5 separate regions of the Homo sapiens genome follow, and regions 1, 3, 4 and 5 are each linked to region 2. Evidence: chromatin contacts called from ENCODE Hi-C or POLR2A ChIA-PET data. All regions are on one chromosome and are shown on one strand. Each heading gives the region's core, a stretch centred on a gene start or an enhancer-like site at or near the end of the contact. The rest is flanking DNA. Distances are from core to core; before and after follow the strand shown.

What was found. A loop is a pair of places that touch in the nucleus more often than their neighbours do. ChIA-PET counts read pairs that join two places held with the same protein, here RNA polymerase II (POLR2A). Pooled maps may share reads with other maps.
Region 1: a map of B cell shows a loop between it and region 2 (12-fold over the local background). The contact joins the promoter of IFIT5 here to the promoter of ATAD1 in region 2. A Hi-C loop is called at or near these places in 3 of 168 maps with a recorded cell type or tissue (B cell, CD4-positive, alpha-beta memory T cell and naive thymus-derived CD4-positive, alpha-beta T cell) and 8 of 50 pooled maps.
Region 3: a loop to region 2 is called in a map of natural killer cell, with 8 times the contacts of the local background. The contact joins the promoter of FAS here to the promoter of ATAD1 in region 2. A Hi-C loop is called at or near these places in 4 of 168 maps with a recorded cell type or tissue (CD4-positive, alpha-beta memory T cell, OCI-LY7, naive thymus-derived CD4-positive, alpha-beta T cell and 1 more), 2 of 37 single-sample maps with no recorded cell type and 14 of 50 pooled maps. POLR2A ChIA-PET finds 5 or more read pairs at or near these places in 3 of 52 experiments (MCF 10A, activated CD4-positive, alpha-beta memory T cell and naive thymus-derived CD4-positive, alpha-beta T cell).
Region 4: a loop to region 2 is called in a map of naive thymus-derived CD4-positive, alpha-beta T cell, with 8 times the contacts of the local background. The contact joins the promoter of PANK1-AS1 here to the promoter of ATAD1 in region 2. A Hi-C loop is called at or near these places in 2 of 168 maps with a recorded cell type or tissue (CD4-positive, alpha-beta memory T cell and naive thymus-derived CD4-positive, alpha-beta T cell) and 9 of 50 pooled maps. POLR2A ChIA-PET finds 5 or more read pairs at or near these places in 2 of 52 experiments (CD4-positive, alpha-beta T cell and activated B cell).
Region 5: a map of CD8-positive, alpha-beta T cell shows a loop between it and region 2 (10-fold over the local background). The contact joins the promoter of LIPA here to the promoter of ATAD1 in region 2. A Hi-C loop is called at or near these places in 2 of 168 maps with a recorded cell type or tissue (CD8-positive, alpha-beta T cell and naive thymus-derived CD4-positive, alpha-beta T cell) and 8 of 50 pooled maps. POLR2A ChIA-PET finds 5 or more read pairs at or near these places in 1 of 52 experiments (CD4-positive, alpha-beta memory T cell).

What each region holds. Positions count from the first base shown.
Region 1 is chr10:89,411,697-89,415,978 of GRCh38, reverse strand. It overlaps IFIT5 (interferon induced protein with tetratricopeptide repeats 5), which reads right to left and starts at 1,411. Exons shown (of 2, transcript NM_012420.3): 1 at 1,176-1,411. The coding sequence starts at 1,180. It also overlaps a transcript of LIPA not described here. RefSeq lists enhancers at 365-434, 535-634, 1,245-1,554.
Region 2 is chr10:87,815,754-87,820,546 of GRCh38, reverse strand. ATAD1 (ATPase family AAA domain containing 1) reads left to right here and starts at 2,321. Exons shown (of 10, transcript NM_001321967.2): 1 at 2,321-2,380. It also overlaps the pseudogene CFL1P1. RefSeq lists a silencer at 2,174-2,223.
Region 3 is chr10:88,988,952-88,993,523 of GRCh38, reverse strand. FAS (Fas cell surface death receptor) reads right to left here and starts at 2,726. Exons shown (of 9, transcript NM_000043.6): 1 at 2,618-2,726. The coding sequence starts at 2,647. It overlaps FAS-AS1 (FAS antisense RNA 1), which reads left to right and starts at 549. Exons shown (of 1, transcript NR_028371.1): 1 at 549-2,102. It also overlaps a transcript of ACTA2 not described here. RefSeq lists enhancers at 1,791-1,870, 2,001-2,410, 2,551-3,061, 3,062-3,573 and a silencer at 3,981-4,030.
Region 4 is chr10:89,642,821-89,647,426 of GRCh38, reverse strand. PANK1-AS1 (PANK1 antisense RNA 1) reads right to left here and starts at 3,313. Exons shown (of 5, transcript NR_184344.1): 1 at 3,228-3,313. It overlaps PANK1 (pantothenate kinase 1), which reads left to right and starts at 2,185. Exons shown (of 7, transcript NM_148977.3): 1 at 2,185-2,827. The coding sequence starts at 2,536. RefSeq lists silencers at 2,182-2,661, 3,362-3,411.
Region 5 is chr10:89,250,151-89,254,894 of GRCh38, reverse strand. It overlaps LIPA (lipase A, lysosomal acid type), which reads left to right and starts at 3,120. Exons shown (of 10, transcript NM_000235.4): 1 at 3,120-3,158. RefSeq lists an enhancer at 3,034-3,093.

The DNA of each region.
Region 1 (4,282 bases), core at 162-2,661, 1.6 Mb before region 2:
TACACTACAGCCTGGGTGACAGGGCGAGACTCCGTCTCAAAAATAAAGTTAGATGTGTGGGTGGCACTTAAACTTTTTTTTTAAACTTATAATGGGAATAATTAACATTTATTGTGCAAGTATTATGTGCTAAGCAGTCAACTGATAGGATTTATTACTGTCCTTTTCCACAGTCCCAAGAGATGGACACCATTAATTTTTACAAATAAGGAACAGACTCACAGAGTTTGAGAAACTTTGGGATCACTCAACTAGTAGGAGTTCAGTCCGGATTTAGAACAAGGGACTATCTGCTTTTAGAGCCCAAGACCTTAACATCTCATTCCTCAACTCATTAAATGCGGAAGGTTCACTAACCACGTGCAGGGCGGGGTGCTAGCCCCTGGGGATACAAAATGATCAAGAAAAGGACGCCATCATACTAAATCAGTAAAGGAAACAGATAAAGAAATCCTCATAAAACAGCGGATTGGGTGGGACGATAACAATCTGTGCTTGGTACAGAGGTAGCTCCTGGGAAGGGAAGAACTCAGACCCAGAAATCAGAAACGCAAACTGGCAGTGGCAGGCGAACCTGACGCCTGCAGGGCTGCGGCGAAACCGCGTATGCCACACCGAGGGAATGGCAGCTGGAAAGAGAGGCACGCGACAGGCCTAAGGAGACCCGTGGCACGTAGCAGCTGCCCCCGGAACAGCGCCTGGGGGCTCTGCAGGCGCTGACCAGTTTCCCGGAGGCGGCGGCCGCGGACCCAGCACGGTCACCGTCGCCGCTGCCGAGAAGAGCCGTCGGGTCGCGATGGGTGGACAGGCCTTCCGGGGGAGCGTCGCCCGGCACATACCCTGACAGTCCCGACCGCAGACGCCAGGGATGGGACAGGCTCCCGGGGAGCATCTCCTGTTCCTCCTCCCTGACCGGCCTTCTTAGGCGCTGGGGAGGGGCCGGACTCCCGAGAAGCGTCCACTCGGCCACCCTCCCCGGCAGGCCCGACTTCAGACGCCGCGCGCCGGGACAGAGCGCCCGGGGAGGGTCCCCAACGCAGATGCCCGGTTGCTGGGCGCGAGGGGCTCGGCCCCTGAAAAGGCCGCAGAACTGCGCTGGAAATGAATAAAAGCAGCCCGGTTTGAAACCAAGGCCGACGCAGGGCTTGGGAGGAGAGGCAAAGGAAAACCCTTACCTCATGATGGCAGCGCTCTGCAGGCCGTCCGGGCGGCGCAGTCCCTCGGATCGCTCTCTCCTCAGCACCGGGGACCGCGGGAAGCCGCGCGGTGGGCGTGCGCGTGCGCGTGCGCGCGCCAGGCCTCTGCAGCCCCTGGACTCGGCCGCGCGGCGTGTCTTTGTTAAAGGAGAGACCCCAGCCCCAGCAAGAACAGGAAACTGGAGATTGAATCAGATGCCGAGCGCTCAGAAACTGAAACTTAAGAAATCGAAACTAAACGTAAGCTTCAGAAACCGAAACTTAATAGAAGAGCTCAAGAGCCGCGGCCAGACGTTTGCGGAGTCCAGGGTCTTTCGGAGTTGAATTTGCAGCTGGGCTCCTTCACTTTGGTCTCGGCTTTTATCTGCCTCCCTGAGTACGCTGAGTTCGCATGCTGCCCGTGTAACTGTTTGTTTGTTTGTTTGTTTGTTTGAGATAGCGTCTCACTGTGTCACCCAGTCGTGATCTCAAGGGATGCGCCCGCCTCTGCCTCCCAAGGTGCTGGGATTACAGGCGGAAACTTAAGTCCCTGCTTCCACTCCAGTCTTTTGATTCAACAAGCAACACTGCAATGCTATACATCTATGCTGTTATTTCTGTTGGGTGTAAACTGAGAAATTTGGAGCTAAAATCTATATACATTTTAAGTTTTGACGGATATTGCCAAATAGCTTTAAAAATCCACTCTTACCCACAATTGTAGGAGACTGCTTCTCTTCCATACCTTCGCCAATGGTGCTTTGTAATAAGGACCCAATAAAGACAAGAGTGGTATTGGGGATCTAGGCAGAAAATGTCAAACACCCATACCTTAAACATTTTGTCCCCTTTGAATTCATTCAGCAAATATTGACAAACAACTGTAAGAGCCAGACTTTGTTCAAAGTACTGTCAATATAACAATAAAGAAAACAGACACGGGCCTTACCCTTATTGAGTTAATGTCTGTATTCAAAACCTCAATATCCTGTCCATAATTCATCTTTTGCATTGATTTTGGTTTTTTTTTTTTTTTTGAGACAGGGTCTCACTCTGTCACTCAGGTTGGAGTGCAGTGGTGAGATGACAGCTCACTGCAGCCTCAACCTTCATGGCTCAAGCGATCCTCCCACCTCAGCCTCCTGAGTGGCTGGGACTATATGCGTGCACCACTATGTCGGGCTAATTAATTTATTTTTTGTAGAGGCGGGGTTTTGCCATGTTGCCCAGGCTGGTCTCCAACACCTGGGCACAAATATTTTTCTAAACCTTAAATATTGTTCCGCCCATCGTGGCCTCCCAAAATGCTGGGATTACAGGCATGAGCCACTATGCTTGGCCTGATTTTGAATTTTTAAAAACATATTGCATTGAAATATTGTCTACCTTGATCACTGAGCTTCTGGCACCCCACCCCTCAAAACTTAGTGCCTGAAGCGAGTGCCTCATTTAAAGCAATCACTTCTAACAGTTGTACTGTCTTATACAGAAACTGCTGGTCACCTGTGGCTATTAAGAACCTGATTTTTAATTTAATATAAATTTAAAAACTGATAAGTTAATAGAAAACTTACATTTGGAATAACTTAGGTATACGAATCTGCTTTTTATAAGTTGCAAATTTTATGAACTCTAAATACAGAGCAAGTATTTCCAGTGATTATCCTCAGCAAACTAATGCAGGAACAGAAACCAAACACTGCATGTTCTCACTTGTAAGTGGGAGCTAAATGATGAGAACACACGGACACAGTGGGGAACAACACACACTGGGGCTTGTTGGAGTTGGGGGTGGTGGGAGGGAGAGCATCAAGAAGTATAGCTAAGTGATGCTGAGCTTAATACGTAGGTGATGGTGTGTCCGGAATTGGTTCCTTCCAGTAGGTTTTTGGTCTTGGTGACTTCAAGAATGAAGCTGCGGACTCTCGCTGTGAGTGCTACAGTTGTTAAAGATGGCGTGTCTGGAGTTTGTTCCTTTCGATGTTCAGATGTGTCTGGAGTTTCTTCCTTCTGGTGAGTTCGTGGTCTTGCTGACTTCAGGAGTGCAGCTGCAGACCTTCACAGTGAGTGTTACAGATCTTAAAGGTGGCGCGTCCGGAGTTGTTCGTTCCTCCCGGTGGGTTCGTGGTTTCACTGACTTCAGGAGTAAAGCCGTAGACCTTTGTGGTGAGTGTTACAGCTCATAAAGGCAGTGTGGACCCAAAGAGTGAGCAGCAGCAAGATTCGTTGCGAAGAGCGAAAGAACAAAACTTCCACGACGTGGAAGCAGACCCGAGCAGGTTGCCGCTGCTGGCTGGGGTGGCCTGCTTTTATTCCCTTATTTGGCTCCACCCATATCCTGCTGATTGGTCCATTTTACAGAGAGCTGATTGGTCCACTTTACAAAGTGCTGATTGGTCCATTTTACAGAGTGCTGATTGGTCCATTTTACAGAGTGCTGATTGGTCCATTTTGACAGAGTGCTGATTGGTGCGTTTACAAACTTTTAGCTACACACAGAGTGCTGATTGGTGCGTTTACAATCCTTTAGCTAGACAGAAAAGTTCTCTGAGTCCCCACCTGACCCAGAAGCCCAGCCAGCTTCACCTCTCAATCCCCCCTCTAAACAGGACACCCCAATTGCTGATGGGAATTTGGCTGATGACTGCTCTAGCTACTTTCTGCTGGATAGGGGCGAAGAAGGGGCCCTGTAGGTGTAGTGTCCTCCAGAGGGGAACTCTTTAGGCCAGTGGAAGGGCCAGCAGGTCAGTCCAGGGGTCCTCGGTAGAAGTTGTTAGTTGAACTCATTTGGGGTTCCATTTGTAAGACCATCTGTAGCTTGAGGGCCTCAATTCTAGAGGAAACAAATTTGACAAGAAGGTTAAAAACACAGGGCCCAAAGACAAGTAACAGCAAGATGGCTGCCACAGGACCTAGAAAGGGGAGAAGCCATGTTGCCCAACTCCAGAGGTTGGTATAAGAGTTTGAAAGGTGTTGTCTGATTTCAGAAGCCTTTTCCTGTAAACACCGGGTGGCATCTCGTGCTATCCCTGACTGGTTAGTGTAAAAACAACACTCTTCCCCTAAGAAGCTGCACAGTCCTCCTTTCTCAGCAGTGAGGAGGTCTA
Region 2 (4,793 bases), core at 1,072-3,571:
GGAACTCCATTTCATTGTAGGATTCATTTAGGATGTCTCTAGTAGAGTGACTCATGATTTGCCTGAGACTTTGTCAGCCAGTTTTATATCCCAGCAAACCTTTTAGTCTCATGCAAACTGAAACTGGGTAGGCTGGTCACCCTGGTCCTTAGAAGAGGGCAGGTGAGGCTCTTAGTTGAACCAATTTCACTCAGTAAATGAATGAAAATCCATTACTATCTTGAATTTCTCAGCTCATTTTCCTTACCAGTGGATATAATTACCCTATTGGGGCACAAAACCTGTTTCTTGCCTTTAGTGACCCTCCCCCTTTTAGCCCTGCCAAACCATGTGTCCATGAGCCTCCCAAGCAATGATTCAGCTTGGGATCATCCAAGGACCCAGTGGAGAGTCTCTTGAAAGTCTGCTGAGCACTGATAGCCTCTGTTTTTTGTTGTTGTTGTTGTTGTTTGTTTTTAATGAACATTGTCCTCGTCTCATAATCTTTCCGTTCTTCTCAAAGGTCTATCTCTCTAAATAGTCTAGTAATCCCAAACCTAGCTTCACATCCATTTTTTTTTTAAATTAGGAATGTAGGCATGCACGTATATAAAGCCTTAAATACTAAACAGGCACGGGTGTATTCAATTCCATTCTGATTCCTGTCCATGAACTTAATCATAGTTTTCAACATTCATGCATCCCTTTCATCCCATCCTTTAAAGCCTTGTGATTTTGGCATTTCATGGTCTTACTTTCAACTAGATTTTAAAGTTTAGCTGGTATTAAATTACCATCTCAAAGAGAAAACGTAAAGTACAAGGTATGAATTAGACAGACCTATGTTCCAATGAAATTGTTGCCTTTATTTCCCAAGTATATGAACTTAGAAAAGTTTCTCTAAGGTTTAAGCTTTAAAATTTGCTCATTTGTAAAAACGGAGAAAATGATAGCTATTTTAGAGGATTTTGGGGGAGATATTTAGGTTATGCATGTAAAGCACATAGAAGCTTATTGCCCCACCCCAGCAGACATTAACTAGGTATTATCTTCACCACATTATTACAAGTTTGTAACTAGTAACATTCGTTAACAATCAGGCTGCAAAATTGTTATTATTATTGAGACAGGGGCTTGCTCTGTCGCCCAGGCTGGAGTGGAGTGGCTTGATCACTGCAGCCGTGATCTCCCACGCTCAAGCGATTCTCCCACCTCAGCCTCCCAAGTAGCTGGGACTACAGACATGCGCCACCAAATCCAGCTAATTTTTAGGTGGTTTTTTTTTTTTTTTTTTTTTTTTTTTTGTAGAGACGATTTCTCATTATGTTGTCCAGGCTGGTCTCGAATTCCTGACCTCAAGTGATCCTCTCGCTTCGGCCTCCCAAAGTGTTGGGATTACAGGCGTAAGCCACCGCGCTGGCCAAGCTGCAGAATTCTTTAGCCATCAAAGATGATGCCTCAAGTAGAAAGGCACAAGCTGCCTTCCTGAGGAACACAGGGAGAACTCTCATTACATCATAGTCTCACCGACTCTGTCTGAAGGAAGTGATGCTTCTCGTATCTCAGGAGTGTCTAATGTCATCTGGCCCACCGGCAGTTTGTGTATTCAGGAGGCTCTGGCTTTCAGGTTTGCTCCCTTGGGACCTCTTGTGTCACGTCGCTCGTTCTGGAAAGGAAAAGGGGTGAAAGAAAAAGGGAAATCACCAAAATGCAAAATCTGTTACCAGATGCCCTATTCCGTCCTAACTACCGAGTCTGGTGGCGTGGGCTGCTAAATCTTTTCGCGGAAAGATTGTCAGGCGCCACCCCGAGGTGTTTGTCAGCACAGAGATGGGGGAGAAGGGTGAGCTCACCCGAGAATTGAAAGGCAGGTGGTGAGGGATGAGGGGTGAGGAGTGGAGGGTGGCCATAAGCTTCTGCGTTTTGGCTAAAGTACAGACACAAAGCCGCGGCGTGAGGGTTTGCACAGAGTGGTGGGAAGGAGAGAATGTATTTGCTGGGTACGCAGAGCATTTCTGCACTCTCAAGAAGGCTGCCCGATTTGTCAGGGTTGCGCCCCGAGCCCGCGAGAAGGGCAGGGACTTTTTGTGATAAGCGCCTTCCCAAAGGTAGTGTCTGTTAAACGCAGAGCCTTAGCGAGTGCTGCTCGCAGACACGCCGGCTTCGCAGAAAGTCTCAGTCTAGCAGGTAGCTTAAGCAGACATCAGGTGCGCGAATTTGCTCTCCCTCACTGTTTCTAAGCCTGGGAGCACGCCCCCTCCGCGCCGGCGACCGCGGGTCGCGCATGCTCCGTGGGAGGGAGTGCGCCGCGCCTCCCGCCGGAAGCGTTCTCTCCCAGGTTGCGTTTCCTTCCTGTGTGAGGCCGGCTGAGGGCACTTGCTCTTGCTGTTTCTGCCCCTGGGTGAGTAGCTGGTTCCCGTGGGGCCTCATGGGATGGTTGTCGTATCCTTCTGAGGTCCTTTAAGGACCGTCTCGGACCTGGGAACCCCCGGAGGAAAGGTCACCCCGGTCTTCTCCCACGCCCTACCTCAGTGCCGCCCCCAAGCGCCCCGCAGCCCTTAGTATCTAGAGGATTAACCTCCAAGGGCGTCCCGGGCCTCGCCTTGGCGTCCGGCCCGGCCTGGGCCCTTAGGGTCTGCTTAGCTCTTCCCCAAGACTCGTGCCATTCCCGAGGGAATCTTTGTCGGCATCCTGGTCACTGTGGGGGTTTGAGGTCGTCCCGGAAGACTTCAGAACCAGGCGAACCTAGACGAAGGCGGCTGGAATGAACCAGGTCTGATTGTCGCACAGGCGCGGCCACCACCTTGTGCAAAATCGAAGGTGGTTCTTCAGGGCCGGGCACGCTTTCACAAAAGATGGTGATGTTAATAATAACCTGCCCTCTTTGTGAAGATTGGCAGGCCTTCATTGTCATAGGCTGTATTCGTAGGGCCTTTATGCCTGCAAAACTGGGACTTTTGAGTTTGAGAAACGATTTGTGAAATACTGCAATGAATTAGGAGAGAAATACTACAGTGAATGCTATGCTATGAATGCTATACATGTCAATAAATTGCTCATAGATGAGGTAGTACGATTTCACGGTTTTCCACTCGGAAATGGAGAACTTAAAATGAAACGACCTGATACCATATTTGCCTAACAAATAACTCTAGGTTATAGTGTTTTAGGATGTTTCTTAGTTGCATACAGCACTATCATCGTATATGTACATATTTGTGTATTCATTTTGTTGAACCTAATGTTTATACAGGATTGAAATACGCTCCCTGCTGTTGTATGCGCATGCAGCTTTTATTGTATGTTCGCTGGTGATGGTATTGCTGCTGTAACAGCCTTACATTTTAGGTATATCAATACCAAATGAATGATACATGAGTGTACAATAAAGTATATATAGTTACAGTCTACAAAACAAGTTTCAGTTTCATTGAAGGATTTTGAAGTAATTTAAAAAGGTAGACTACTATTTTACAAGTGGCCTTAGTAGACCTAAGTCTTTATTACATTAAAAATTTCAGAATTGGGAAGGATATAAACGGGTTTTGTGTGTTGACCTTTTATGGGATTAAAAGTTGTTACTATCTTGATGACTGGGATGTGTTCATAACAGCCCTAATTTGTTCATGTAGTTCAATGAATATCCAGTAGATGACTTGGTTGGTAGTTTTATCACTACCAACTCTAAAACGAAAACGTTTTACTGGAATGCCACCGCTTTTCACAGATTAGGTTAATAAAACCCTTATCTTGTCTAAATTATTTTCCTCTGTGAGTATACCCCACGTAGTGATATAACACGTTTCAACTGCATTTTCAACTTTGTGGAATAAAGACTAGAAAAGTCAGTTTTTTACTTCCTATGAGAAGTGAAATATTGTGTAACCCGTTTTTTTTGGAATCCATGCTGATGGAAGATAGCACACTTTGGTTTGTTCCATGAAGAGAGATTTCAGTTAGGTGCCTTCTCCTTTTTGGCTTCTTTTGCTTTCTTTATAATTAATATAATAGCCGGACAGTGTGTTCTTTGAATGAAGTGGTGATATCTTAACAATTATTGTATATCCAATATATAGTGGGCGTCATATATAGATGTTCAGTAAATGCAAATTGAATGAATTAAATCATTTACCATCCCTAGGCCAAAGTTTCTTCCTCCAAAATGAAGGCTTTCAATTATTTAGTTGTTAAGTTTAAATTAAATCTAATTATTGTGAAGTGAATGGCTCCTAGTGGAGAAATGTGGAACCTTTTGGAAATCCTTCAGAAGTGACTGTTGCAATGATTGAATGGGAGATTTCCTTCAGTTACAATTTATCTGTTGAACATAATTTTTGAATAGCCTCTGTTTTGTGTGTGGCAATTATAAACGTCTGTTTTGTGTGTGACAGTTATAAAGGTAGATAAGATATACATCTTGTTTATAAGGATTTAAACTCTAGTCGAGTAGATATCTCAAAAGCAAGACTTTTTTAAGATAGTGTAATAGGGCGAAATGAATAATACGAAGATTCATGTGATTTGAAAGGCTTTATGGAGCAAATAAAGTTGATTTTTGAAGTTAGGATAGAATTTGACTAATCCTAGGTGAATGAGGGTAAATGGCCCATGCAGGATACTAGACAGATACGCTGAAGGGAAAATATATGTGGGATTTTCAGATGGTAGTGACTCCAGCTATTTATAGAGTCCCTTTGAAAAGAGGTGAAAGAGAAAATGCTTACAATTGACTCTGGAGCTAGATTCTAGATTAGAATAGTTTTGAATGCTTGGGAAACGTATAAAGGAAATACTTTGGGGTCTTTTGATTAGAG
Region 3 (4,572 bases), core at 1,477-3,976, 1.2 Mb before region 2:
ATTGCCTGGCCAATGTCCTAAATAATGCAAGACAAAACCTGTTGGGGCCCAATAAAATAAAAATCCATGGACTCTTAGAGGCTTCGGAATTCAAATGAGCCTCATGGATCCACATCCCTTCAATTAGCAAGCTGGCATTTCTGAGCGAGGGACTTTCCAAAACAGGCTGCTCAAGTTTCTTGGCCAATAACAGGGTCATGCACAATAAAAAAAAAAAATGCAACCCACAGCTATTTCTCAAATTAATTTGTAAAGTAAGTTTGACTCTTTTTCTGTCTCCTTTAGAAATTTGTCAACTTTTTGGGATTTCAAACTTTTTTATTGTAAGTGTCGGAGTAAAAACACTCAGAAATAGGAAAGAGAAAACTAACACCAGGAAGGTTGAGAGAAGGAAAGAGAAAGAGAAGCAAAAGGGGTTAAGGATGGGGATACTTGTTGACTATAGTTATCACCAGAGTCAGAGGACTAGGGGAAGAGGGGAAAAGCAGAAAACAGCTCCCCACCCATCTATGTCCAGCCCATTAATAGAATTAAAATTTGCTTCTGTATTCCAAGTAATTAGCACTTTGCATCTATTTTATTTATTGCTACTACTAAGAAAACATAACCGTGAAGGCATAAAAGCAAACATTTTCTGTAGACACATGAGGTGACACAAGAGTGTTGAAACTTCTTTAAGGATAAAGGCCTGATGTTAGGCATGTCGTGAGCGCAAAACCAATTTCTGTGTAACTAAATTTAAAAGAGTCATATTAGAGGGGAGAAATGGAAGATAAACTGCAAAACGTAAACAATGATTACTTAGGTGATAGAGTTATGTCTGATCTTTGTATTTGACTCATCTGCATTTATAAATTTTATTTAATAAGCCTTAATTTCCTAGGCCATATATCATATACAAATATAAGTTATACCTAACTTATAGGTATTATAATATGTATATATACATAAATGTATGAATATTTACATATGCGTGTGTGTGTGTATTCTTTCAGAAAAGCAAAGTTTTCTTCGGGCTTTAAACACGCAGCCTCTGGTAAAGGTGCTATTGGTACAAAAGTTCAACAAGCATAGCTCCAAGCTTTGACAATTTTCTTACACTTTACTAATACTGCTGTCCAAAAACTATGAGATTTTCAAAGCAGCCAACATTGCAGTGGTGCAATGGTTAATAACAAGAGAGAGAAGAGTGTGGCCTGAGGTTGTATAAATGTTTTCTCAATCTTGAATCATTAATTTTCTCCAAGGAAGTTTCTAAAGAATCCCAAATAGTGCACACTATTTCTGAAAGGAACAGGATTTTTTTTTCTAATCATAAAATGGACCCAGACATCTCAGCCTCTTGGTGTAATCTGGATATCAGATGCAATCAGCGAACAGCCTGAGTTTTGGAATTAGATCTGAGTTCAATCCCATATCTCCCATTTACTAGCTGTGTGATCTTGGCTGAATTACTGAAGCTCTCTGAACCTCATTTCGCCATCTGTAAAATGGGGATGTGGTTATCTTCCCCACTACATGGCTCTCGTGAGAATCCGCGGAGATCACATTTGTAAACACTTCTCTCGCTATGCCTGGCACTTTGTTGGGGCCCAATAAAATAAAAATCCATGGACTCTCAGAGGCTCCGGTACTCAAATGAGCCTCCTGGATCCACGTCTCTTTGATTAGCCATCTGCAAGCTGGCATTTCTGAGCGAGGGACTTTTCAAAACAGGCTGCTCAAGTTTCTTGGCCAATAATAGGCGCCGGGTTCTGTGCGGTGGGAACGAGTACCACCAACCCCAGCAGGAGACCAAGCAGAAATCACCATGGGAGTGCAAGCTAAGAAAGGGCAAAAGAAGAAAGAGAAGGGCAGAAAAACAAAACAAAATGAAACCACTCAGGCAGCGACTTACAGTCTTAAAGAGAGAATTCCCGGAAGGGAGACAAGGCAGTTTCTTTTTCTGTGTGACAATAAAAAACGGTAAACAAGCCTCCAGAAGCTCATTCAGCCCCCATATAACTTTTTCGAGAAAGAAAAGGTGCCGTTCTTCCGAGCCCTCCGGCTTAACCACTGCTTCGGTGCTGACTTATTTCCTACGTCTGAGAACTGCCAGAAAATGAGCAATATCTGTTCTGAAGGCTGCAGGCTCTCTCCCCGCCCCCGCGGGGCGGCGCGCACTCACCCACCCGCGCCGGAGCGGACCTTTGGCTTGGCTTGTCAGGGCTTGTCCAGGAGTTCCGCTCCTCTCTCCAACCGGGGTCCCCCTCCAGCGACCCTAAAGCTTCCCAGACTTCCGCTTCAATTCCTGTCCGCACCCCACGCCCACCTCAACGTGGAGCGCAGTGGTCTCCGAGGAGCGCCGGAGCTGCCCCGCCTGCCCAGCGGGGTCAGCACTTCGCATCAAGGCCCAAGAAAAGCAAGTCCTCCAGCGTTCTGAGCACCCGGGCCTGAGGGAAGGTCCTAACAGCCCCCGGGAGCCAGTCTCCAACGCCTCCCGCAGCAGCCCGCCGCTCCCAGGTGCCCGCGTGCGCCGCTGCCGCCGCAATCCCGCACGCGTCCCGCGCCCGCCCCACTTTGCCTATCCCCGGGACTAAGACGGGGTAAGCCTCCACCCGGGCAGGAGAGGGCTCACCAGAGGTAGGAGGGTCCAGATGCCCAGCATGGTTGTTGAGCAATCCTCCGAAGTGAAAGAGCTTCCCCAACTCCGTACTGAGCGGGTCCACCAACCCGCGGGAGAAGAGGCAGCTCCGCCTGGGCAGCCAGGGCTGGCCTCAGGGTGTGTTCCGTGCCAGTGCCCGCCCCTGAGGCTCCAGCCAAGTCACTCGTAAACCGCTTCCCTCACTCCCCAGAAGCGTCTTTGAACACCTGTGTGTCACTCTTGCGCGAGATCAGAGACGAGCTCACGAAAAGCCCCGGTGGTCAGGAGGATGGGAAGGAAGCCTCGCTGGGGAACGCCCGGGTTGGGGAGGGCTCCATTGATTCAGCAACTTGGCCTGCGCGCGGGTAGGGAGGGGGAGAAGTCAGGGTGAGGAAGGAGTCAGGGTTCGTTGCACAAATGGGCATTCCTGTCCCGGGGCGTTCCTGCAGTGGCTGGCATGCTCACTTCAGGTGAGGACCTCGAGAGCCGGCCTCCTGCCCTTTCTAAAGGCTTCTGCTGTAGTTCAACCTGGGAAGTTGGGGAGGTCTTGAAGGAGAATGGAGCTCAGAGCGCAGAGGTCCTGCCTGGGTACAGGAGCCTTGGCTAATTGCTGGAGTCACTCAGAGAAAGACTTGCGGGGCATTTGACTGGGCTGTCCATGTTGTGGCTGCAACATGAGAGGCTCACAGACGTTTCTGGAATGGACAGTTAACCATATGAAAAAGTACAGATGTTGCGCCATAGGGCTCTGAAAAGGGAGGGCCCCTTAGTTTTTATTTCTCAAGAGGAAAACAAAGCTAACAACTTAAGCCAAATCGCATAGCCCCAGCTATATTAAACATTCACAATTACTTCCTGTCCTTCGTTACTCATTATTTCCTGGCCAATTTTCTTTAAAAAAAAATCTTGTAATTCTTTCGTGCTCTGGTGAACACTGTTCAAAGTCACTATTGCTTTGGAACGGTAGATAGCTCTTAGGTAGTTTAGCATGAATTTTACAGAAGGTATGTTTGGATAATGACATCATTACTGAACCTGAATTTGGATGCAGTTCCAGACTGGACACACTAAAGGTTTCAGTATTCCTTTGGCATCGTCCACCAAGCTCTGCACCTCACTCTGCAACCTCTCTCCCTTCCCAATTAGATTCAACCCATTAATAACACATTAATAACCCTTTGCTTAGCCCACTGTTCATCCTTCAGGCTTCCTCTCAGTTGACATTTTCTTCTGGAGCCTGTTTGGGCCCTCAAATCTAGGTTAGGTTACCCTCCTGAGGGCTTTCCATCACCCTGTGTTTTGCATCTGTCACTGCACTTACCACCAGTCTTGTAGGTGTTGATAGGCTTGTCTCTGTTCCACCTTTCAGTAGACTGTTAGTGCCATGAGGAAGACCCTGGGCGTGCCAGCCTTGTGCACACACTCTGAGCATCTAATAGACACAAAAAGAAGTGGGATAAGGAGGATGGTATATGGGCATTCTCTGTATTATCTCTGCAAATTTTTTGAAATCCTAAAACTATTCCAAAATGAAAAGTTCATTTAAATAAAAAAATGTAAAAAGAAGGAAGGAAAAGGGGTGTGAGGGAAGGAAAGGAGAGGTAAGGGAAGAAGGAATGGAAGGAGGGAAGAGAGAAAAAAAGGGGAAAGGACAATTGACAAAATCAGTATCTCTTGAGTGTGAATTATAAGCCAGCAACTCACATATGTGGATCTTCCTTACTTAATACTTATCATTATAGCCCAGTGAGATGAGTGATTATTAAACTTACTTTACAAATAAAAAAATGTAGCCAAAAAAGCTTAAGCAACATTGGCAAAGATGGTTAGTTAATAAATAGCAGAGTCAGGAATTAAACTTAGATATTCTTGCTCCCAAGGTCCTGCTCTTTCTATGCCATACCCCCTTCCCCTACCCTCTGCCCACGTACGTCTAATTATCCTCAAGT
Region 4 (4,606 bases), core at 2,064-4,563, 1.8 Mb before region 2:
ATTTTCCATACAAGACCAATGCATATGCCACAGCGATTTGATTGGTTGCAGACTGCTGCATTCCAAGGAAGATTATTACTCTGTGAGGAGAGGCAGTGATCCAAGGGATTAGTATCTCTGGCCCTGCTCGGTCTTCCTAATTATTTACAAGGAAAAAAGGCAAGCCCAGGCATGGTGGCTCATTCCTATAATTCCAATACTTTGGGAGGCCAAGGTGGGAGGATCGCTTGAGCCCAGGAGTTGGAGGCTACAGTAAGCTACGACTGTGCCACTGCACTCCAGCCTGGGTGAAGGAGTGAGACCTTGTCTTAAAAAAAAAAAAAAAAAAAGCAGAAGTTGTAGCTGCATAGCCACATTTCTCTCAAGTCTCACAAAAAAGTTCCAATAGCTTGAAGTTTGAATTAATTTTACGCATGTGTTATGCATTTCATCAGTCTAACAACTCAGTGATGTCCTATTATTCTCAAGTTACAAATGAGGGAACAGATGCATGGTATAGTTACAAAATGATAAGGAGTCATAAACAGAGTACAAGGAGTAGGAAGAGGGTATGGCAGGGAGACCTAATGTAGCCCTAAGGGTCAGGGAACATTTCTCTAAATATGAGAAGTTAAAGAGGAGATCTAAAGTTGGAGTCTAGTAGACAAAAGAGGTCTTAGAGAAGAGACTTCTCTAAGGCAATGGAAACAGCAGAATGTTGTTTAAGGAATTGAAGGCAGCACAGGGAGCCCCTGATGAGGCAGGAGAGGTAGGGAGGGGCCAGATCACCTGGGTTTTTTTCTCTGTCTTTAAATAGCATAAGGTTAGGGAAGCTAAGAGAGTTGAGATTTGGAGTTTAGTCCCACCTTTGCTCTTAATAACCTCAGCCATCTGTCTGCAGCTCAGTTTCCTGATACGAAAAAAGTATGCAAGAGTGGATAGACCAGAGTGCTCCAGTGGCCCCCATGGTTCTCAAGCTCTGATTCTAGGTAAGGCTCTGCTGGAAGGAATTGCCAGATGCAAGCCCTAGATGCTGCTGAATGCACTGAAGCCCAGGGGCCCAGCAACCCAGTAGCCAGCCAGCACCTGCCAGACTCTGACTCCTCTGTAGATTAATTGCAAATCACGGAGAATATCACAAAATAAATCACACAATAAATACGGCTGTAAGCATGGTTTGTTCCCCTGTCGAAACAAAGGGTGAACTGCTAATCATAATAGCGTAATAAGGAAAACTAGCTTTCTGAGCATTTACTGTGTGCCAGGATTGTACCAGGTACTTTTAGTAGATTTTCTCACAACAGCCCCATTATGGATAGGAAAGTGAGGCCTCAAGAGATTGCATAACTTTGGGAAGGTATTCACCACCCAAATTAGTCCTGCATAGTGAGCATGGACAGTCCCGTTTCCTATTGCTAGAAGTGTTACCTTGAGCATTAACGTTATCTGGGTTTGCTCAGTGGCTGAGTTGGAATTTGAACCCAGTGCTAACTCCAAAGCTCGTAGTGCTGGTCACCACGTGATGCCGCCTTCCCTTCTTAGAAGAGGCAACTCCTTACTCTATAAATAACATGACATTGTCTTTTGAAGTCCTTTCTGGGTGAGGAAAGTGCTTTTTATAGCATGGAATTGCTCCTGTTTACTTGATCTCTTTCAGCACCGATTAATCCTGCCTACAGTTTTGTCCTTCACTGTCCTTACACTGTATTCCTAGGTTTCCTCCCTGCAAAAGACAACTCCATGAGACCACATGGTGTTTGAGTGTGTGTGCGTGCCAGCAAAGAAATTTCACTCCCCTCCCTCCCCAAGTCTGCCAACTTTTCTATAAATAATTGTTCTCCCTCCCCTCAGGCCTCTAAGTAGTTTGGTCACTTAACCAAACGCACAGGCACACACGCGCGCGCGCGTAAGCACACACTCACAAAGCGGGGAGGGTAACGTGAATGACCTTGCAAAGGTATCTTGCTCACTGGGGACAGGATTAGCAAACCTGACACCTCTGCAAATAATTGTCTTCCTCCCGTATTCCTCCTGAAACGGTTCGCTCCTTTCGCTGTCTCTCCCAGACCCATCTGGTTTTCACATCGCCATACAAAGCCCAACCCGCCCATCTCCTCTCTGCAAGCCCAGAGAACTTGATTCCCCATGTTGAAACTCGTCGGTGGCGGTGGCGGGCAGGACTGGGCATGCTCAGTGGCGGGGACCAGTCTGGGAGGCGAGGAAGCCGCGTTTGAAGTCGCGCGGCCTGGGGATCAGGGGAAGGCGGGCGGCGGGAGCCCCGGCTGGGGGTGCGCGGGGATCCCCGATTCCGCGCCCGGGGCTGGCGTGCTCCAGGCCGGCGCCGTGGGGCCGGCGCGCGGGGGGCAGGGCGCAGAGGAGGTGGGGGAGTCGGCAGGAGGAGGGGAGGAGCGCCGGGTTCGCCATCCCCAGGCGCCGGCTCTGCGGCTGCTGAATCGGAAGCCGCAGGGAGGATCCGGGGAAATAAAGACGCCGGAGAATGACCTCCAGCGAGGCCGCCTGAGCCGGGGCCCGCGCACAGCCCCGCCAGCCCCCGGCATGGGCGACCGCAGCGGGCAGCAGGAGCGCTCGGTCCCGCACTCTCCAGGGGCCCCCGTGGGCACCAGCGCCGCCGCTGTGAACGGGCTGCTGCACAACGGCTTCCATCCGCCGCCAGTCCAGCCGCCGCACGTCTGCAGCCGGGGTCCAGTGGGCGGCAGCGACGCGGCGCCCCAGCGCCTCCCGCTCCTGCCGGAGCTGCAGCCGCAGCCACTGCTCCCTCAGCATGACTCCCCGGCCAAGAAATGCCGGCTGCGGAGGAGGATGGACTCGGGGAGAAAGAACAGGCCGCGTAAGTCCCGCTGGGAGGGGAGCGCGGGCGCAAGGCAGACGCAGCGTGCGGGGCCCGGGACTGGGAGCGGCTGAGGCAGGCGCCGCAGCACGCCCCGTGCGCCCCCGCGTCTGCGGTCGAGGGACTGCACAGAGTAGGTTCCCGGGACTGATTCTTTTCCTAGGGGACATCAAGCACTACAGGTCTTTGCCTGAGCCTGCCCTTTGCTCGCTTCTATCAGTAGAACGAGGATTGGACACGAAGCTTGAGCGGGTCCCTAGGTCAAGGATATATAATAAGCGAACGCTCTGTCCGCCCTTCTAATTGGTGGCTGGGAAAACGCAGGTGTGTGAACATTTGCTGGGGTCCAGGAGTGAGGATAAAGTGGGCGGCACACCGAGGGTGCTCTCTCCTTTCTCACCCCTCTCGCTTCTCTGAGCGCGTCCTACTGGGGTTGCCTGCCCTTTGAATCACAGAGTAGCCAGCAGCGTCTCGGGTCTATTGGAGAGCGCAAGTCTGGAGGCGTGGAGTTTAACTACCCCCCAAAATCACAGCCTATTAGAAGCTGTTTCTTCACGGCCAATGAGAGGGTTTTTTGGGAGGGACACACCCACTGATACCATGTGGGCCGGAACTATGTGGACCAATGAGGATTGGAGGTGGATTTTTTTTTTCAACGAAGGGGGAGGTTGAGTTGAGGGTTTGTAATTGTAATGTACACCGGAGAAAGCCGAAGTGCATTATTTCACAATCTAAAGCTTGTATATATAATGGTAGTTTGTAAAGTGTACCTTCCCCACAGGACGCTGTGGGATGTAAATTTGTAGGTCGAGTTTACAGCTGGTTTTTCTTGACTGAAGCTCATTCAACTGGTTACTTCTTTGTGGGTGTCTTTAATGAAGCTTATAAATGGCAAAAAGCAAAGTAAGTACAGTAAATGCTAATAAATGACTGCATTTGCATAGAGGTTATGCTGTTCGATATAGGGAAATTGTTAAGTAGGTTTTGGATTTCTGTGAAAGTTTAATGTTTGGCAAATAACACCTTCACTTTTCCCTGTTTCTATGTCTTTTTGACTCTTAGCTTTTCTGTATTGGATTAAGGTTTCTAAGACCTTGGAAAGCCCTTTGACATGACTGTGGGTGACTCTGGTACTTGTATTTTGTGGGTTTGAAATGTTAAATTTGTAGGTTAAGATTTTGTGTGGAACTTTAAAGCCAAACAGCAGATTTGGCTACAGTTGTAAGGTGTAAGGTTGTAATCTAGCACCTGAATTTTTATTTGCTTTTGTTTTTGATACTTGTTAGAAAATGACTTTCATTAGTATTAATATTTTAAAAGTCAGGACTTAATATTGATTACCTGTGATTTATAAACCTGTTTCACTTATTTTGAAGCTATACTTCAGTTATTTCTCTTATCTACATTGACAGATTGTACTAGAGTTTGCAATGAAAATAGCTAAAATATAATGAAAGGGAGCTTCTAGCTTAATCTTCTATGTTTAATTGAGGATATAACACCTCTTGAAATAACTTCTGAGGAATTGAAAATACACCCTCTAGGAATATCTTGAAGACAGAGAAAAACTAACCTGAGCCTTAACTTGTGCTTGCAAACCCACAGAAATTATTTTAAAATACAAGAAAATGTAACTATCTGCCTGTGTGCTTTGTATCAGAAATTAAAGTGGTTTATGTTTCTTACAGAATAAAAATCCTAGTTGTTTTAAGTTTCATGACCACGATTGTTACTTATAATTTTTAAAAAACGGTTCGTCAAAATTGGATTTACATTATT
Region 5 (4,744 bases), core at 1,871-4,370, 1.4 Mb before region 2:
TCTTGCTATGTTTTAGCAAAGATACTGGGGGCATTTTGTCCCTGCCCTAGAGATTTGTGAAACTTTGAACTTGAGGGAGATGCTTTAGGGTATCTGGGGGAAGAAATTTCTAAGCAGTAAAACATTGAAATGGTGACTTGGGTGCTGTTAAAAGAATTCAGTTTTAAAAGGGAAACAAAACATAAAAGTTCAGAAAATTTGCAGTCTGACAATACGATAGAAAAGAAAAACCCATTTTCTGAGCAGAAATTCAAGCTGGCTGCAGAAATTTGCATAAGTAATGAGGAGCCAAATGTTAATTACCAAGACAATGGGGAAAATGTCTGACAGGGCATGTCAGAGACCTTTGAGGCAGCCCCTCCCATCACAGGCCCAGAGGCCTAGGAGGAAAAAATACTTTTGTGGGCTGGCTCAGGTCCTCCCTGCTGTGTGCAGCCTAGGGACTTGTGTCCCAGCCTGTGTCCCAGTCACTCTAGCCATGGCAAAAAGGGGTTAAAGTACAGCTCAGGCCATGGCTTCACAGGGTACAGTCCCTAAGCCTTGGCAGTTTCCATGTGGTGTTGAGCCTGTGGGTGCACAGAAGTCAAGAATTGAGGTTTGGGAACCTCCACCTGTATTTCAGAGGATGTGTGGAAAAGCCTGAATGTCCAGGCAGAAGTTTGCTGCAGGGGTGGGGCCCTCAAGGAGAGCCTGGGCTAGGTCAGTGCAGAAGGGAAATGTGGGATTGGAGGCCTCACACAGAGTCCCCAATGGGGCACTGCCTAGTGCAGCTGTGAGAAGAGAGCCACTGTCCTCCAGACCCCAGAATGGTAGATCCACCGATAGCTTGCACTGTGCACCTGGGAAAGCTACAGACACTCAACACCAGCCTGTGAAAGGAGCCAGGAGGAAGGGTCCCCCTGCAAAGCCACAGGGGCAGAGCTGCCCAAGACCATGGGAACCCACCTCCTGCATCAGTGTGACCTGGATGTGAGACATGGAGTCAAAGGAGATCATTTTGGAGCTTTAAGAAATGACTGCCTTGATGGATCTGGACTTGCATGCGGCTTTTAGCTCCTTCATTTTGGCCAGTTTCTCCCATTTGAAACAGGTGTATTTATCCAATGCCTGTACCCCCATTGTATCTAAGAAGCAACTAACTTGCTTTTGATTTTACCAGCTAATAGGTGGAAGGGACTTGCCTTGTCTCAGGTGAGACTTTGGACTATGGACTTTTGAGTTAATGCTGAAATGAGTTAAGACTTTGGGGGACTACTGGGAAGGCATGATTGGTTTTGAAATGTGAGGACATGAGATTTGGGAGTGGCCAAGGGCAGAATGATATGGTTTGGCTGTGTCCCCACCCAAATCTCATCTTGAATTATAGCTCCTGTAATTCCCACATGTTGTGGGAGGGACCCGGTGGGAGATAACTGAATCATGGGGGCAGTCTAGCCCATACTGTTCTTGTGGTGGTAAATAAGTCTCACAAGGTCTGATGGTTTTATAAGAGGAAAATCCTTTTACTTGGTTCTTTCTCTCACATGTGCCGCCATGTAAGACAAGCCTTTTGCCTTCTGCCATGATTGTGAGGCCTCCCCAGTCCTGTGAAACTGTGAGTCAGTTAAACCTTTTTCCTTCATAAATTACCCAGTCTTGGGTATGTCTTTATTAGCAGCATGAGAACAGACTAATACACCTTCTAATTAGTCTCCCTGCTTCTGTAGTTCAGAATGATCTTTCTAAACTAGATTATGCTGCCCTTCTATTGAAAATATTACACTGGCTTCTCATCTTACTCAGAAGACACGGTAAGATCTTGACAAGTGGCTCCCAAGGCACCAGACTTCTAGGACTTCATGTTCTATTACTTTCTACTATGTACATTCTGTTTTAGCCTCAAAGACCTCACCACTCTGGCTAGGACCCACCAGGAATATTCCTACCACAGGGCCTTTGTACCTGCTATTTTCACCCAGAATGTGCTTTCTCCAGTATCTAAGGCTGTTAACTACCTCCTTGCCTGTGCTCAGGTGTCACTTCATAAGAGTCCTTTCCTGATTACCATATACATATCATCCTCCTTATCCCTGTTTTTTTTTTTTTTTGGGGGATGGAGTCTCACTCTGTTGTCCATGCTGGAGTGCAGTGGCATGATCTCCGCTCACTGCAACCTCCACCTACCTGGTTCAAGCCATTTTCCTGCCTCAGCCTCCCAAGGAGCTGGGATTAGAGGCACACACCACCACACCCGCTAATTTTGTATTTTTAGTAGAGATGGGGTTTCACCAAGTTGGCCAGGCTGGTCCTGAACTCCTGTCCTCAGGTGATCCGCCCTCCTCAGCTTCCCAAACTGCTGGGATTACAGGCGTGAGCCACTGTGCCCAGCCCCTTGTTGTTTGTTGTTGTTGTTGTTTGTTTGTTTTTGTTGTTATTTATAGCACTTATCACCACCTCATGTATTATATAGTTATTCATGATGTGTCTCTTCCCATCAGAATATATACAAGAGAACAGGAACCTTGTTTGGTTGGTTTCTATACCTCCACTGTCTTACTAATGCCTGGCATTTAGTAGGTGCTCAATAAAATCTTTGTTTTAGAAAATGATTAATAAATAATATGTACATATTGAATATTGTTTCCTCTTTTAACAAATCTTTAATAATAATAAAAAATTTAAAGCAGCAAGATTGCTTTGCATCAGGCACAATGATAAGCGCTTTAAATGGAGCCCATGATTCACTTTCATTTATAGAGCCCACATGCTCTCTGTCAGGCGCAGAAGGTGCCAGCCCTGCAGGAGCTTCGGGGGCGGAGCAGAAGGCCGCCTAAAACAGCCTTTGCTAAGAGAGCATGCGTAGGCGACGCGCTGGTAGAGCTGTGGACCTGCCAGCCTGCGAGGCGGAGGACGGGCTCCATCTCTTAGAAACGCCTACGGCGCATGCTCTATGGGGTCAACTGGGGGGCTGGCAAGCGGCAGCGCTGGTCTGGGGCGGAGTCTCCGAGGCACTTCCCGGTGGCTGGCTGCTCTGATTGGCTGAACAAATAGTCCGAGGGTGGTGGGCATCCGCCCTCCCGACAAGGCAGACCAGGCCCCCTGCAGGTCCCCTATCCGCACCCCGGCCCCTGAGAGCTGGCACTGCGACTCGAGACAGCGGCCCGGCAGGACAGCTCCAGGTGAGAGTGCCGGCGCCGCGGCGCTGCCAGGTGCGGGTGCGGCGTGGAAGCTGGTGCCTTCAGCAAGGGGAGGGTCGCGCCCCGAGGCTCTGCCGGCCGGCAAGACCCTCTGCGTTTGGACCCAGCGAGTCTTGCCTGGGGTGCCTGCGGGTGCTTTTTCTGCGGGCGTTGGCTCAAGGCATCTGCCAATCAACCAGGGCAACTTCAGAGAGCAACTTCAGAGAGAAGCCCACTCTCTTCCCTGGGCGCTGTCCACTTTCCTGGACAGGCGCGGTCTCCGGTCAGTGAAGCTGCCCAGTGCTCCTGGACCGCGAGGACAGCAGGGATGTCTGATTCCTCTCTCTGCATCCTCGTGCTCTCCCCTTAGCTCCTCCAGGCATCCCATCCTACCTCTCTTGTTAGCCAACGGCGTGGTCGAAAGCAGACTTGGGCATCAATCCTGGTTAAAGTCCCAGCGATACTGCTTTTTAAACAGCTGACACTTTGCTTCCAGTACTTCAGCTGGGTGAACCTCAGATTCCTGAAAAATGGAATTAATGGTACTGCCATAGGGTCGGTGGAGGAGTAATTGACAGTAGATCAGAAGCGCTGCCTGCGGTGGCTGGCGCCTCGCAAGAGCTTAAATGGGAGTCGTAATAATTGTTGTTATTAGAAAGTTAAATAGCATGCTGCGTTGGGGCCTTTTCTTCTGCCACTGAACTGTTGGACTGCTCTTATCTTTTTTCAGAATCTGTACTATGCATCTAATATATACGTGGCACTTTGCTTGGTCCTGGGGGTACAAAGCTGAGTCAGATTGTTACAAAGTCTAAATAACTGAGATAAAGGTGTTAATACAGCCCAGAAAAGCACACTTAATTCAGCCTGGAAGGTTTTTTTTCCCCCCTCCTTCGAGATTTTCAGAGTATCTCCTTCTTAGTAAGAATTGCTTGGCTTAGTATGTTGAGAAAAACATACTAAGTATGTAGTGTTGTGTTGGAAGGAAAACTTAACTGGGTGAGATTTTCAGCTGAGTAGCTTTAGCTGTTACTCTCATGGACCTTCCTCTGGGCGGTTGATACAGGTTCTGTAGGAAAACCGCTGAATGAAAGCAGCTCCTGCAGATGCTATTCTGTTTTCAATTGTGGTAATTCCTTTAATTTTTTCCCTTTCAATTTACTCCTTATTCTCTAGTAATAATGGACTTTTGGGAGGTTGCATTTATGATAAAAAATAGCCTGGGGCTGTACAATCCTTCCTATCATGAAGAAGTACAAAGTTGTAAGTAGAAGCAGTGGCCTTGCTTTGCCAATGCACACTGAAGGGGATAACGTTTGCTCCTGTTCAGAGTTCACGGTCGGGCGCGGTGGCTCACGCCTGTAATCCTAGCACTTTTGGAGGCCGAGGCCGGCGGATCACGAGGTCAGGAGATCGAGACCATCCTGGCTAACACGGTGAAACCCTGTTTCTACTAAAAATACAAAAACAAAATTAGCCAGGCGTGGTGGTGGGCGCCTGTAGTCCCAGCTACTTGGGAGGCTGAGGCGGGAGAATGGCCTGAACCCAGGAGGTGGAGCTTGCAGTGAGCCAAGATCTCGCCACTGTAC